5 separate regions of the Homo sapiens genome follow, and regions 1, 3, 4 and 5 are each linked to region 2. The links are chromatin contacts, found by Hi-C or POLR2A ChIA-PET in ENCODE. All regions are on one chromosome and are shown on one strand. Each heading gives the region's core, a stretch centred on a gene start or an enhancer-like site at or near the end of the contact. The rest is flanking DNA. Distances are from core to core; before and after follow the strand shown.

What was found. Hi-C counts contacts between places; a loop is a spot of excess contacts on that map. ChIA-PET counts read pairs that join two places held with the same protein, here RNA polymerase II (POLR2A). Pooled maps may share reads with other maps.
Region 1: a map with no recorded cell type shows a loop between it and region 2 (2.3-fold over the local background). The contact joins two enhancer-like sites. A Hi-C loop is called at or near these places in 2 of 37 single-sample maps with no recorded cell type and 2 of 50 pooled maps. POLR2A ChIA-PET finds 5 or more read pairs at or near these places in 1 of 52 experiments (H1).
Region 3: a pooled map shows a loop between it and region 2 (5-fold over the local background). The contact joins two enhancer-like sites. A Hi-C loop is called at or near these places in 5 of 37 single-sample maps with no recorded cell type and 2 of 50 pooled maps. POLR2A ChIA-PET finds 5 or more read pairs at or near these places in 1 of 52 experiments (activated T-cell).
Region 4: a loop to region 2 is called in a map with no recorded cell type, with 3 times the contacts of the local background. The contact joins two enhancer-like sites. A Hi-C loop is called at or near these places in 2 of 37 single-sample maps with no recorded cell type and 2 of 50 pooled maps.
Region 5: a loop to region 2 is called in a map with no recorded cell type, with 2.2 times the contacts of the local background. The contact joins two enhancer-like sites. A Hi-C loop is called at or near these places in 2 of 37 single-sample maps with no recorded cell type and 2 of 50 pooled maps.

What each region holds. Positions count from the first base shown.
Region 1 is chr20:11,386,045-11,388,744 of GRCh38, reverse strand. The region is part of intron 1 of LOC105372529 (a long non-coding RNA gene); the gene reads left to right. Among named protein-coding and RNA genes, the nearest start is that of LINC02871, 360 kb to the right of the region's middle. Within about 2 kb of position 1,409, at least 2 of the 41 ENCODE cell types and tissues checked have a DNase peak (open chromatin) inside an H3K27ac peak, as active enhancers do.
Region 2 is chr20:10,938,423-10,941,122 of GRCh38, reverse strand. No RefSeq gene overlaps it. Among named protein-coding and RNA genes, the nearest start is that of LINC02871, 87 kb to the left of the region's middle. Within about 2 kb of position 1,387, at least 2 of the 41 ENCODE cell types and tissues checked have a DNase peak (open chromatin) inside an H3K27ac peak, as active enhancers do.
Region 3 is chr20:10,467,250-10,469,949 of GRCh38, reverse strand. The region is part of intron 2 of SLX4IP (SLX4 interacting protein); the gene reads right to left. Among named protein-coding and RNA genes, the nearest start is that of SLX4IP, 33 kb to the right of the region's middle. RefSeq lists an enhancer at 2,679-2,700. Within about 2 kb of position 1,302, at least 5 of the 41 ENCODE cell types and tissues checked have a DNase peak (open chromatin) inside an H3K27ac peak, as active enhancers do.
Region 4 is chr20:10,597,603-10,600,302 of GRCh38, reverse strand. It overlaps SLX4IP (SLX4 interacting protein), which reads right to left. Exons shown (of 8, transcript NM_001009608.3): 5 at 1,551-1,628. Among named protein-coding and RNA genes, the nearest start is that of MIR6870, 51 kb to the left of the region's middle. RefSeq lists an enhancer at 1,091-2,290. Within about 2 kb of position 1,327, at least 8 of the 41 ENCODE cell types and tissues checked have a DNase peak (open chromatin) inside an H3K27ac peak, as active enhancers do.
Region 5 is chr20:11,228,466-11,231,165 of GRCh38, reverse strand. No RefSeq gene overlaps it. Among named protein-coding and RNA genes, the nearest start is that of LINC02871, 200 kb to the right of the region's middle. Within about 2 kb of position 1,250, at least 15 of the 41 ENCODE cell types and tissues checked have a DNase peak (open chromatin) inside an H3K27ac peak, as active enhancers do.

The DNA of each region.
Region 1 (2,700 bases), core at 160-2,659, 450 kb before region 2:
GGATGCCTATTTTGGCAGAGCCCAAAGCCTCTGCAAAACAGAAATTGTTTTTAATTTTTTAAATGTTTGAAATAAATGCTTTAAAATAATTTTTAAAGGTTTTAAAATTTTTATTTGAAATGTTTTTTAAATTTTTAAGAGGTAATAAGAATATTTCACAACACATTTCAAGTTTTCATTTTATTTCCAATTTCAAATTCAAATTTTAGTGTCTATAAGTTTTTCCAAAAAAAATACAGTAAGTCACCAATAGGTTCTTTGAAAATGTAACTTTAAGCAAAACCACTTATAAAAAAAACATGTTTTTTCCTTATCATTAGGCTTTGAAAAAAGAAATGTTATTTGAGGACCTGCCGTATGTTGTTTCACTTAAAGTCATAGTGATATGGTTAGACTTTGTGTCCCCACCCAAATCTCATCTTGAATTGTGGTTCCCATAATCCCCACCTGTCATGGGAGGGACCAGGTAGAGAGAATTGAACCATGGGGCTGTTTCCCCCATCCTGTTCTCATGATAGTGAATAAGTCTCGTGAGATCTGATGGTTTTATAAAGGGCAGTTACCCTGCACATGTTCTCTTGCCTGCCACCATGTAAGACATGCCTTTGCACCTCGTTCGCCTTCTGCCATGATTCGTTGTCTCCCCAGACGTGTGGAACTGTGAGTCAATTAAACCTCTTCCCTTTATAAATTACCCACTCTCAGGTATGTCTTTATTAACAGCATGAGAACAGGCTAATACACATAGTTTCCAAGAATTTATTGACGAAGTTAAGTAAGGACTTAAACTCTATGCCATTTATGCATTGTCTTTGGATACTTTCTCCTAAAAGGGCTGAATCGAAAAGTTGTGACAAAGAACCTATAGCTCACAAAGCTGAAAATGTTTGTTATTGGGCTCTCTATAAAAAAAGTTTGATAAAATCTGCTCTAGATTATCTTAAAGCAGTTCTTTCAAATGTTAAAAAGAATATGAGACTGAGCACAGTGGCTCACTCCTGTAATCCCACCACTTTGGGAGGCCAAGGCAGGTGAATGGCTTGAGGTCAGGAATTTGAGACCAGCCTGGCCAACATGGTGAAACCCTGTCTCTACTAAATATACAAAAATTAGCTGGGGGTAGTGACACATGCCTGTAATTCCAGCTACTTGGGAGGTTGAGGTAGGAGAATCACTTGAAACCAGGAGTCAGAGGTTGCAGTGAGTCAACATTGTGCCACTGCACTCCAGCCTGAATGACAAAGTGGGACTCCGTCTAAAAAAAAAAATATGAATCACATAGGATCTGGTAAACCTGCATATTCTGTTTCAGTTATCTGTGATGAAGTTTGAGATTTTGCATTCCTAACAAACTCCCAGATGACGTGAATGTTCTGACTCATGGTCCACACTTTGCAAAAGACTCTTCTACTTTTAAAAGAAGAAAAGAATATGCCTGACAAAGACTGCCTCAGCCAGGTTAGCAAGGTCAACATCAACAATGAATAAATCATGTTGATACTGTGTAACCTTCATATGATGCAACATTTTCTCCTTAAGCTCTTTCTCCTAAAAAACTAATAACCCCAGTCTAATCATGAGGAAAACACCACACAAATGCCAATAGGAGATAGTCTACAAAATTACCTGAACTGTACTCTCCAAAACTGTCAAGGAAGGACAGTCTGGGAATTTGTCACAGCCAAATAAGTCATGATAACTAAATGCAGTGTGGTTTCCCAGATCAGATGCTGGAACAGAAAACAGACATTAGGTAAGATCTGAGGAAATCTGAATAAATTAACAACCTAAATTAATAATATGGGTCAATATAGGTTCATTAGTTGTGACAAATATGCCATATTAATATAACCTGTTAATAATAAGGGAAATGATGCAAAGCCCATTGCAATTCTGACTATCTTTTCAAGTTTTCTGTTAATCTAAAACTGTTATTTAAAAAGTAATCTATCCTTATTTTATCAAATACTAAATAACAAGTTTTACCAAAAATTTTATAAATGGCTAACTCCAATCTTACAAAAACTCTCAGAATACAGAAAAAGAGGAAACATCTCACAGCTGATTTTTTGAGATTAGGGAAATGTCAATATCAAAATCAGACAAGGAGAGTATTAAACTTACTGTCTAGTGTCACTTATAAACACAGATATAAAAATATTAAATAGTATCTGTCAAATCAAATTCTATAATACATTAAAAGTAAACTTTTTTTAGGCTAAGCGTGGTGGCTTACGCCTGTAATCTCAACACTTTGGGAGATTGAGGTAGGCAGATCACTTGAGGTCAGGAGTTTGAGACCAGCCTGGCCAACATGGTGAAACCCCATCTCTACTAAAAATACAAAAACTAGCCGGGTGTGGTGGCGCATGTCTGTAATCACAGCTCCTTGGGAGGAGAATTGCTTAACCCTGGGAGGCGGATATTGCAGTGAGCCAAGGTTATGCCATTGCACTCTAGCCTGGGCAACAGAGTGAGACTCTGTCTCAAAAAAAAAAAAAAAAGTAAATAATTTTTGGTTAAGTTGGTTTTATCCCAGGAATACAATTAGTTTAACATTAGAAAGTAAGATTATATTATCTACTTTATTAACATATTAAAAGAAAAAACCTATATGATTATCTAAATAGATATGAAAAAGAGTGTTTGGATAAAATTAGCATTCACTTGTGGCTAAATATATATATGTAAATATACATA
Region 2 (2,700 bases), core at 138-2,637:
AAACCCAAGGTGGCAGGTGGCAGAGCACCGCGGGGCCAGGGCCAGAATGAGACACAGGGTATTCTGATACCTGGCCCTGCAGGTGTCCCACTCCCCTCACCTCAGACCTGGACATTAACTCATACATTGCCATGGATGAAGACACAGCTGACAGCAGCCATTGTGAACATTCAGCCACTCTCTAAGTTTGATGTCATTTCCTGGTAGCACACCTGGCACTTTAGAGTTTCAATGAGAAAATGAAATGGGAAAATGTAGGGGAACTTGCTTTATATATTGTAATAGAAAATGCACTTATTATTGTTTGTATTTTAGTAGTAATATTTTACACATACAACTTACAAAACACATTAAAATTACTTGTTTTTCCTCATTTGTATAGTGGTGAGTAAAAAATTTAAAAAAATAAAATTACTTGTTTTATTTTTTAATATATTTGTTTATGTAACCTCCTTTCGATGGTTAATATTTCATCTTGTACGTCTCCCTGTATCATAAATGTCCTCTTACATATTGTGTTTATGCACTGCATTAACATCTATTATGTGGATACATAATCATCCAACCATCCTCCTTCTGTAGGACAAATTCTTGTATATTGTTATGAACAATAACATTATAAAATGTCTCTAGGCATAATTGCATAAAAACATATTTATAAACACATTCTTATCTAATTTTTACAGCTTACCAAGGTAGATATTATTGTTATTTCCATTTAGTAAAAGTGTCACTGAGGCTTAGAGAAGTTGATCAGTTTGACCAAGGTCACGTGGTCCTCTAACTTATGGTTTGATGCAGTTGCTCTCCCTGTCCTGAAGAAGTCTCCTTGGCTCTACCCTGATTGCCAATGCATGACTTCAGTTCAGCCTGCTCCTCAGCTTGGCAAGACCATTCCGTCGATCACCAGGCCTCAAAGTGAGCATTTCATAGACTCTACGATGCCATGGAAGGTAAGACACATTATTATATGATGTTACACAAAGAAAAAAAGAAACTGCTGTCCATTAAGCTATGACATAATTCTCTGTTCTCACATAGAAACTATAGGTAGTGCTTATTAAAAGGACTCTTCTAGACCTATTTAGACACAAAAGTGACAACAGTATGAAGAGTAACCAAAATGAAGTTCAGGCACACAATGACAATCCAATCGCATCTTACTGACATATGACTGGCAACATTTTGGGAAATGTCAAATTATAAGACCCCCTCCAATTCCAATGATGGTATCATGTAAAACTATATACACCCTAGAATCAAGGAAATATGGTATCAACAAACTAAAACTGACTCCTTAATATAATCTGAAGGCCTGAAAGATCATTGAAAGGGGAAACTATTGCACAATATGTTATTTATTGAGTTGTCTATGAATCACCTGCAGGCATTTCCCACAGCAGGGGTTCTTAGCCATATTTGTTCAACTTTAATACTCAATAAATGAAAAATGGTTATTGTTCTTATTAAGAAGACAAATCCTTCAAAGAGAAGCTATAGTTACAAGCCTAAACTGTTCCATATTTATATACAAAAGAGCTTATGATCATCTGGTCACACTATTTCACCCAGTCACATACATAAAGAATAACTGTCATTGGATTTTCTGGTTGAAATATCACTCTTGACAGTCTCTAAGCCTAATCTAGTTGAAGAAAGTTGAGTCACCAAAAAACAGCGTCAGCTCTTCCTTCATTGCAAAGACTCGCCAGAATAATACAGGACAAGCTCAGTGTTATTCCTTTTAAAGAAATACCTATGTCTTTTTATCTTCAAATTCAGGTTCATCCTACCTAATCTTTTGTTGGAATATAATAATTGTTCAATTTTTTAAAAGGACTTTTGATTCCTACCTTGTTTGAAATTGAAACCATTGAATTCTAGGATAATTGGCATCCAGCCTCATTTCTCTTTCCTTTATGAAACACTCAGTGTCCTGTCTCAGGCTTATCCCCTTGACTTTGATCCTTTTGATCGACAAAACTGAGAAGTTTCAATGGACCTAAGTGTCTCCTTTCAAGTCAAGTCTGTATAATACAAGGGGAAGGAGTCATTGCCCTGTATTCCAAGTTCGAAAGCACTTCTGCCATTTTGAGATTAAAAATATAAATTAGTCTTAACTATACTTTAGCAGAGTAAATCTATTTCTTACACTTTTAGAAGACAGTTTTTAAGTTAAAACACAATAATAAATGATTATTTCCAATTACCTTTTTATATACAGCTCAGATCTGCAGAATGAAGGGGGGACTCAGATTAAGTTACTGGATTGAGGCGGGGGGTTCCTAGAGTGTGTTGCACATCTCACTTCACAGCCAAAGGTAGAAAAGTGAGCCATTGCAGGAGAGCATCTCCTTTACTTACAGGCTTGCAGTATTCTAAAGCATCCATGATTTAAATCTGCTGAGGACTGTATACTGGATCCTGCAGGGAAATGATGGCACACACAAACTGAGTTTAAGGAAGGGACTATTTATAGTGTTTGGGAAGGGTTCAGAAAACCAACAGAAAATGGCAAGAGAGGGAGCCTCTTTTTTAACCCTGAGCCAGGAAGGGGAAGAGTTGGGGACAGTTACTGGAATGCTGAATGGTAGCTATAGGGGAGGGCTGGCCAAAAAGAGCTATGGCCTTCCATGGCAGGATCAGCCAATACATGATTAAGGGGCAGAGAGGAAGCCAGAGAATAAGTGCCCCATCATT
Region 3 (2,700 bases), core at 53-2,552, 470 kb after region 2:
TGTCTTCCCTCGGTGTTTGGTGGTGGTACATCCTAGTGAGGAGGACTCTATGACAGAAGCAATCTAAATATACACATTCATAAAAGGCTAGGGATGCAAGTGTGCACATACAACCACCAGGCAAACAAACAGGCATTTAGGATGTCATAGTAACGTGGGCACGAGCCAACGACTGTAAAAGCACTTTAGTTGCTGTGCTTCTTTAGATCACAGCGGGAAGATACTTTATAAAACATTGGAACAATGATGCCCCCTACAGCCCTCAGAGAGAATCCAAGGTGCTTACTGAGTTCATCTATTTGGTAAGAGATCCTGAGTTTACTTTTCTGGTAAGAATTAATTTTTACACTAGAATAAGTAATAAAAACACATGCTTTGTACATATGTTGGAAAAAATTAAAAGTATCAAGGTCTAACACTAAGAAATTATTAAAATAAAATATAATGTCTAGACAATCAAAACCATTATACTGAAACATTTTACTTTTCTGAAGCATATAGAAGCAAATTCTATGGATTGTCATCTTGATTATTAATAGAGATTATTTTCAAAAGAATTATTAAAAATATTTTCAAAGTGGAACTGTGGACTCCTAAAAGGAGAAATAGGTTGAGATGATTTTTTTTTTAAAAAAACAAATATACCACAAATTGAAGATTACAACATTCCCTGACTGGAACTGAAAAAAAGACCAGTAAGAAATAATCCAAAGCTGGAGTGACTTCCCTGTTCTCTATGAGCCAAGACGAAGAAACTTGTCATCTTTGGGACAAGGAAAGTGGGGGGTACTGGGCACTTCAGAAATGCTTTAGACCACACTTGTCCAACTCGCTGCCCAGGATGGCTTTGAATGCAGCCCAACACAAATGTGTAAACTTTCTTAAAACATTATGAGATTTTTTTTGCGATTTTTTTTTAAAGCTATTGTTAGTATAAGTGTATTTTATGTGTGGCCCAAGACAATTCTTCTTCCAGTGTGGCCCAGGGAAGCCAAAAGATTGGACACCCCTGCTTTAGATTATTCAAGGTCTGTGCAGATATGAAAGAAGCATAGGACAGCTCCTTCTTCCCAGGGAATGTGGCTAGGCATAATGTATATAAAAGCAGATGTATATCACCTCAAGATGATGTTCTTAGGAAAGAAAACAAATTGGAAATATATATAAAACATAACATAAACTGCACATAACAGTCAAAAAAACACATAGCAAGAGAGAAATCAATATGGGAAAGGTTTAGATGTGTAACAAAGAAAAAGCAAGTCATTCACTGGTCAAGCTTGGAAAAAGCTGAAGGGTGTGGACCAAGGAAGAAAAGGTGAGAGATAGCAAACAGAGGGAAAACCACAGAAAAGCCAGATGACTGCAGGAAATGCAAATGCATTAGTTTCACAGGAATAAGTGGGCCACGTTCCCCAGTTCCAAGATGAAAACAAACATGGGTCCAAGTTAAAAAGGAAGGGGAGAGTAATTATCAGAATGCCTTACGTCTAGCTGGAGAGTTCAGATTAGATCCATTTAAACAAAAGGAATTACCCTGATCACCTAAGCAAGGAAGTAACATGATGAATATGATGTTAAGAAAACATTACCCTGGCACTTGTCTAGATGAACTGGAATGGTAAGAGAAGAGAGGCACAGAGGTCCTCAGAGATTAACATGGACATAAAAACAAGGACAATAAAGGCTTGAATTTCTAAGAGGAGTAAATTCAAGATGCTCTGCAGAGCAGGAATGCGTTTAGTAAGTGACTAAAGAATGAAGGACGAGACATCATTTGGCAAGCCCAGGGTGTGTGGAGGCAGCATCAGAGACTTTCAAAGCAAAAATCAGCTTAGATGAAAGCCATGATAAACTCAGTTCTTTGTTTGAAGTTTTAGGGATCAATGTAGGCAGAAACTTCTTGGAGGCAGGTGGAAAGTTGAGACTAAAAAGGAGGATAAGAAGCCAGAGCTGTATTTACACATTTTTAGTCATCCAAAAAAAGAACAGACTAGTTTATCTATTATCACATGAGGAAAGGACTGGGAAAATGAAGCCTAGAAAACTGGGTGTCTGGCCAGAAAGGCAGAGAGAACTCTTAGAAAAAAAAAATTAATTTCAAGTCCAAGAACTTTGTTTCAAAGTCATCAACACTCAGAGCAGATGCCTTACAGAGTGAGAAGGTATCTAAAAGCTCTAAGCCTGAGATAAAACTCATTGGGTGACTGCTGGTGTGAAAACTTTTACTAATTTTATTTCAATTCTTTCACGAAATCAGCACATACTTACTTAAATACAGCTTCCAGCATGAGCAAAGCAATAGAACAATGATACTGAATGGGAAAACAGCATCCTATGTTAGTTTGGGCATAGCATCAACCACTCTGCAAACTCGCATTGACCCTGTATGTCTTTAAAACATAAAGCTCTTACAAGGAATACATGAAATTAAGGAGGAATTGGAAGATGCAGACTTTAAGTATCAGGAGAAGAAATATAGAGGTACTTCTTTCACTTTAAAAGTTTCACAGGGACAAATCTCTGTAAAATCATTCTTCGGGACAAAGGTTGCACACTCCAAAGTTATTTCCAGTAAGGAATATAACCATTTAAAATGTTTGTGATTTATTCTGTTTAGGCACTTCAGTTTTATTCTTTCTTAAAATGTGTAGAAAAATCAGTACCTAGAACTCAATTGATATGAAAATAATTGCATAA
Region 4 (2,700 bases), core at 78-2,577, 340 kb after region 2:
TGAGGAAAGCCCCCATTTCAGGTGGGGGCCTGGGTTTTTTTCAACTTTGACCCCATGTGGGCATATGATATCTGGCTAGGTGACTAGAGGTGGATTTTGAAAAGCCAGAAGAACAAAATTAGCAAAGCAATTAATATTTATTCATTAGTTCTTAAAAGATCTTATTGCGATAAATGGTATATAGCCTTTTTATCATTTTATGGGAGGGAAACTGAGCCACAGAATTCATTATTTTTCCACCTCCCCCCCCTAAAAAAATCATAAAATTGAAATACAACAGTTCATTAGTGGATCAGAACTGGAATTCAAAATTATCAGTTCTATCAAATAATTCCTCGGTATTTGCATTTGTTCCTCTGAAAAGTAACAATGTTCGAATGGCAGATTTTAAACATTTTGGTGCTGCCAGGTATTAACAGAAAGCAACTTCTGTACCCTTTTGCTCTGTTTAGGTCATTATTGAGAGTTGTACTATTTTAATATTTAATTAAATATTTAGGCAATGATAGTCCTTACCATAAAGGGCACAAGTGCAAGGTTAGCTGACTTATTTTACTAGAGAGTTGAACAAAGTGGAAGGACCTGTTAAGAAAGCAGTATATCTAAGGCTGGGCATGCTGGCTCATGCCTGTAATCCCAGCACCTTAGGAGGCCAAGGCGGGAGTACAGCTTGACCCCAGGAGTTTGAGACCAGCTGCAACATAGTGAGACCCCTTCTCTACCAAAAATTACAAAAAAAAAAAAAGCCAGGCATGGTGGCACACACCTGTGGTCCCAGCTACTTAGGAGGCTGCAGTGAGCCATGATTGCACCACTGTACTCCAGCCTGAGTGACAGAGTGAGAACTTGTCTCAAAAACAAACAAATAACAGCAAAAAAGAGAATAACATATTCGAGCAGAGTTTACAGTTAAGAAAATGCAGATAATCATGAAGATTCCACAGCAAGCCTCTATATGTTAATTTTTTAAAGTTCCTATATCATATCTTATATATATACTGAAATTGTCCATGGAAGGTGAACTAAATTTTCTTTCCAGTGCTCAGATCAACCTGGAGAATGATCATTAGCTTCTGACTTTACTGTTGCTGGCTGGACAAGTTTGAAATCATATCCTTAGTGGACATCTAGACTTGGGGAAGTGATGGGGGAAAGTGGCCTCATCACACACCTAGGGAAAGCTCTGAGAGCTCAGGGCTGGGAAAGAGCTTTCTTGTGTACACACCTGCTCCATATGCCAGGGCTTTGGTGTGCACAGACAATACTGAAGTGATTCATAGTTCAACTGTGTTGAGTCACTCTGAAAACTCAAAGAAAGTGCTGAGATGCATCAGGAAAGGAAAGCATGATGTGGCCCAGCTCACTGTTCTTAGAGAGGCAGTAAACACAGTACAAGGTGGGAGGAAAGAAATCGCAAACTTTCGGACACACTCAAGACATGAAGGCAATGAAGCAAGTGGGACTCTCCACTCCTTAATTTTCATCCCTTCTCTATCTAGGGCAAGCAGATTGTGTGAAATGTCTGACAAACCAAGAAATCGGCTTCTTACCAGCATTCTGTGTGCTCCTGATGCAGCGAAGGCGTATCCCTCTCTTGAGGAAATAGGCTGTGATTTGAAAGCCATAACCTGGAAAGTGAAAGGGAACATCACTAAGTTAAGTTTGTTTGCCGCTAAATCTCTGGAGTTCAGCCCAGTGCCTGCCATAAAAGACACATTCAATAGTTATTTAGCAAATGAAGCTGAGTGTGATGACTCACGCCTGTAATCCCAACAATTCGGGAGGCCGAGGCAGGCGGATCACTTGAGGTCAGGAGTTCGAGACCAGCCTGGCCAACATGGTGAAACCCTGTCTCTATTAAAAATACAAAAACTAGCCGGGTGAGGTGGCGGGCACCTGTAATCCCAGCTACTCAGGAGGCTGAGGCAGAAGAATCACTTGAACCTGGGAAGTGGAGGTTGTAGTGAGCTAAGATCACTGCACGCCAGCCTGAGTGACAGAGCGAGACTCTATCTAAAATAATAATAATTAGTAAATGAAAGAATAAAGGAATTAACAGAGGGCTTCTCTTGAGAGGCAAGGGTGAACATTACTATCTTGCCTCTTCCAGGAGGCCTGACTATGACGCTGGCATAGTCCCTAGTCCCTGAAGTCCCTCAGTTACTTCAACTGTAAAACGAAATAAATGAGGTCTAACGTACTTTCAGATGGGATAATTCAGTCGGAGCTTGCGAATAGATCTTAGCCACCTTCTCATACTCACTGCTTATTAGCTCATAAAAAGAAGCAGTTCATACCTATTTGAACATGGATGTATTTTGCCTGTAAATAAATTAATTCAAGTATGTCAAAATCTTCATATAGAATGAGATTAAAAGAAATATGACATGAGTAAAAAAATAATTTCTCCAACTCACCAGAGTGGCCTAAGTGAAAGAGACAGAGCATAAAGTGTTGGCAAGAATGCAGGACAACTGGAATTCTCATACGCTGCTGGCAGGAGTACAAATTGGTACAGCCACTTTGAAAAAAATGCTTGAGTATCTAAAGCTGAACTTAGGCATGAACATACAGTGTTCACAATAGCACTCTTCACAATAGTCTCAACCTGGAACCAATGCAAATATCCATCAACAGTAAATTTTTTAATGGGGATATAGTCACACACTGAAATACTATAGTGCCTCTAAAAATGAATGA
Region 5 (2,700 bases), core at 1-2,500, 290 kb before region 2:
CCCTCTGTTTCATGAATGAACCACTCACAATCTTGGGCTTCCATCATTTAGTTAAAAGACACTGGTATGTAATTCAGGAGCCTCTCGCTTGCTTCTGTAGAAATCTTGACATTGCATGGGGCTGTGCAGGGAGGGACACATACTGGTGTCCTTTATCCTCCCTAGATTTTGCCCAAGTATCAAAGTATCATTCTTCTCATCAATTTTTTTTCACACTTTTTCTTCATTTTAGACTTAAAGAACTCCCAATGTCATTGGCAATGCAGATTCCTTTATTTTTTATTTCTTTTGTTTTTCTTTTCTTTAACGATGACTGGAGAGCAGTTAAAGGTAAAATGCCTTTGTCTATTTAAAATATTTTCATATTGTTATTCTTTTCTGGATATTTCTAAATTTTCAACACAGAGCATTATTTTGGCAGTTATACAAATAGAATCTAAACTATTTAATGATATAAATAAATTTACAATTTATATTAGGAAAAAATAAGGTAGTAATTATACACATTATAAAAGCCTTTCCCAAATAACAATCAAAAAGATACTAATTTTAGCAGGACCTGGGAGATAGTTATCAGTAAAAGTTATTTCAAATGTTCAGTAAAAATGCTTTGCTGATACTTAAATTTGAAATGCTGTTGGGGACTCACACTGCTGTTTTTTATTCATGTATAAGGGTTTTAAAGAAAGCCTCTATTAAACAAAAAGTTGCCTCTCATAGATAAGAAAATCAAGTAGAACTGATTTTCAGGAGATTGCCTTCTATGAAACACGGCATCATGCAGTATTTCCATCAGGAAATATTTCTCATCTCCTATGAAGGTATCAAATTTCACGGTGGCCGTTGTGCAGTTTTGCTAGAAATGAAATTACCACAAAGTTGTTTAATTTCGCTTTTGTACAACACAATGATAATCTCTAGCATATTAAGGAGACCAACTCATTCCCTTTTACCTGGGACTTCATAGGTTTGAGCACTGAAAGTCCTGCACTAGGTATGGAAAACTCCTCAGGCTCAGTCACTCTGTGTCCCAAGGGCCTGCCCTGCACCAAATTGTTCTCCTTATCTATGGTTGTGTAACAAACTACCGCAGATCTGAGTGGCTCAAAACAATACTTGTCTTATTATATGTAATGACTCGTAGTCAGGAATTCAAGCAGGGTTTCTCTGGCTGATTTTGCTGCTCTATGTGACGTCACCTGGGGTCACTCTTGGTATTTGGCAGGCAGCTGGACCAGCTTGGAAGGTCCAGGGTGGCTTCCCTCCCATGCCTGGCTCATTAGTGGGGATTTCTGAAAGGCTGATCTCAGGGCTCTGAAAGTGAGTTCCAACAGACAGGAAGTGAAAGCTGATGGAAAGGAGGTGGAAGCTGCCAGTGCCTTAACATCTGGGCCTGAAAACTGGCACAGCATCCCTTCCACCTTATTCTGTTGGTAAAAGCAAACACAGAACCTGCCCAGATTCAAGGGAACAGGACATAGACTACCCTTCTCAATAGCAGGAGGCTCAAAAAGCTTGAGACCAACTTCAAACCAGGATACAAATATTGTGCTTTAACTTAGTAATCCCAAGGTGCCGGTTAATATGGTAAAGCAAGTATTATTTTTCTCATTTTGCATTTGGAAAAAAATTGAGCCTCAAAGAGATGGAATAATTTTTCTCAAGGTCACACAATAATAATATAGGTAGAAACCTAGTTTGTTCTAACTGAAAATTATGCTATTTATTTTGTGGCACATTGTCCATAGAGAAACATTTTGTGGTATGTTTGCACATTGGAAGCATCTGTGTATTGAGTCCATGGGTGTATTATACATGCACAAAAAGGAATGCAGATAGAAACTCCCTCTGCCGTGCTTGTGACAAAAAAAGATGACAGAATTTTCTGGCACTTTTTTTTTTTTTTTTTTTGAGACAAAATCTCGCTCTGTCGCCCAGGCTGGAGTGCAGTGGCTCGATCTCGGCTCACAGCAAGCTCCACCTCCCGGGTTCACGTCATTCTCCTGCCTCTCAGCCTTCCGGGAAGCTGGAGCTACAGGCTCCCGCCACCAAGCCCAGCTAAATTTTTTTGTATTTTTTGTAGAGATGGGGTTTCGCCGTGTTATCTGTCACATGTTTTAATTCTTCTTCTACCAAGTCACATCCATACACTAAGTCGAGTTAGAATATTCGGTCATCTGGGTCTCATGAGGTATCAGGTTACTCATGAAGCCTGCCAAGGAGAATGCTGAGAGTTGCAGCCATCAGTCCTATGTCAATTAGATTCTGATGTGCAAAACCATCCCAAAACACAGTTGCCTGGGCAATTTTCCTAGGCTCAGCAGGCTATCCTGATCTCGGCTGTGCTCACTCATCAGCCTGTGTTGAGCTGCTGCTTTGGCTAGGAACTGACTGGTTTAGGATGGCCTCATTCACATACCTCCTAGTTGGCAGGCCATTTGCCAAGGGCTGGCTGATTGTCGGCTGGTAAGCCTTGCTCCTCTTCCACATGACTTCTTATTCTCCAGCAGGCAAAATCAGGTTTGTTCACTCAGATGCTGCTTCACTCACTTCAAGAGCAATAGTGTGCAAGGCTTCTCAGTATCTAGGTTCAGAACTCACAGAACATTGCTTCCATTGCATTCTGTTGGCCAAAGCAAGTTGCAAGACCAGCCAAGATTCAAGGAGTAGGGAAATGGACATTACCTCTCTTGACTGGAT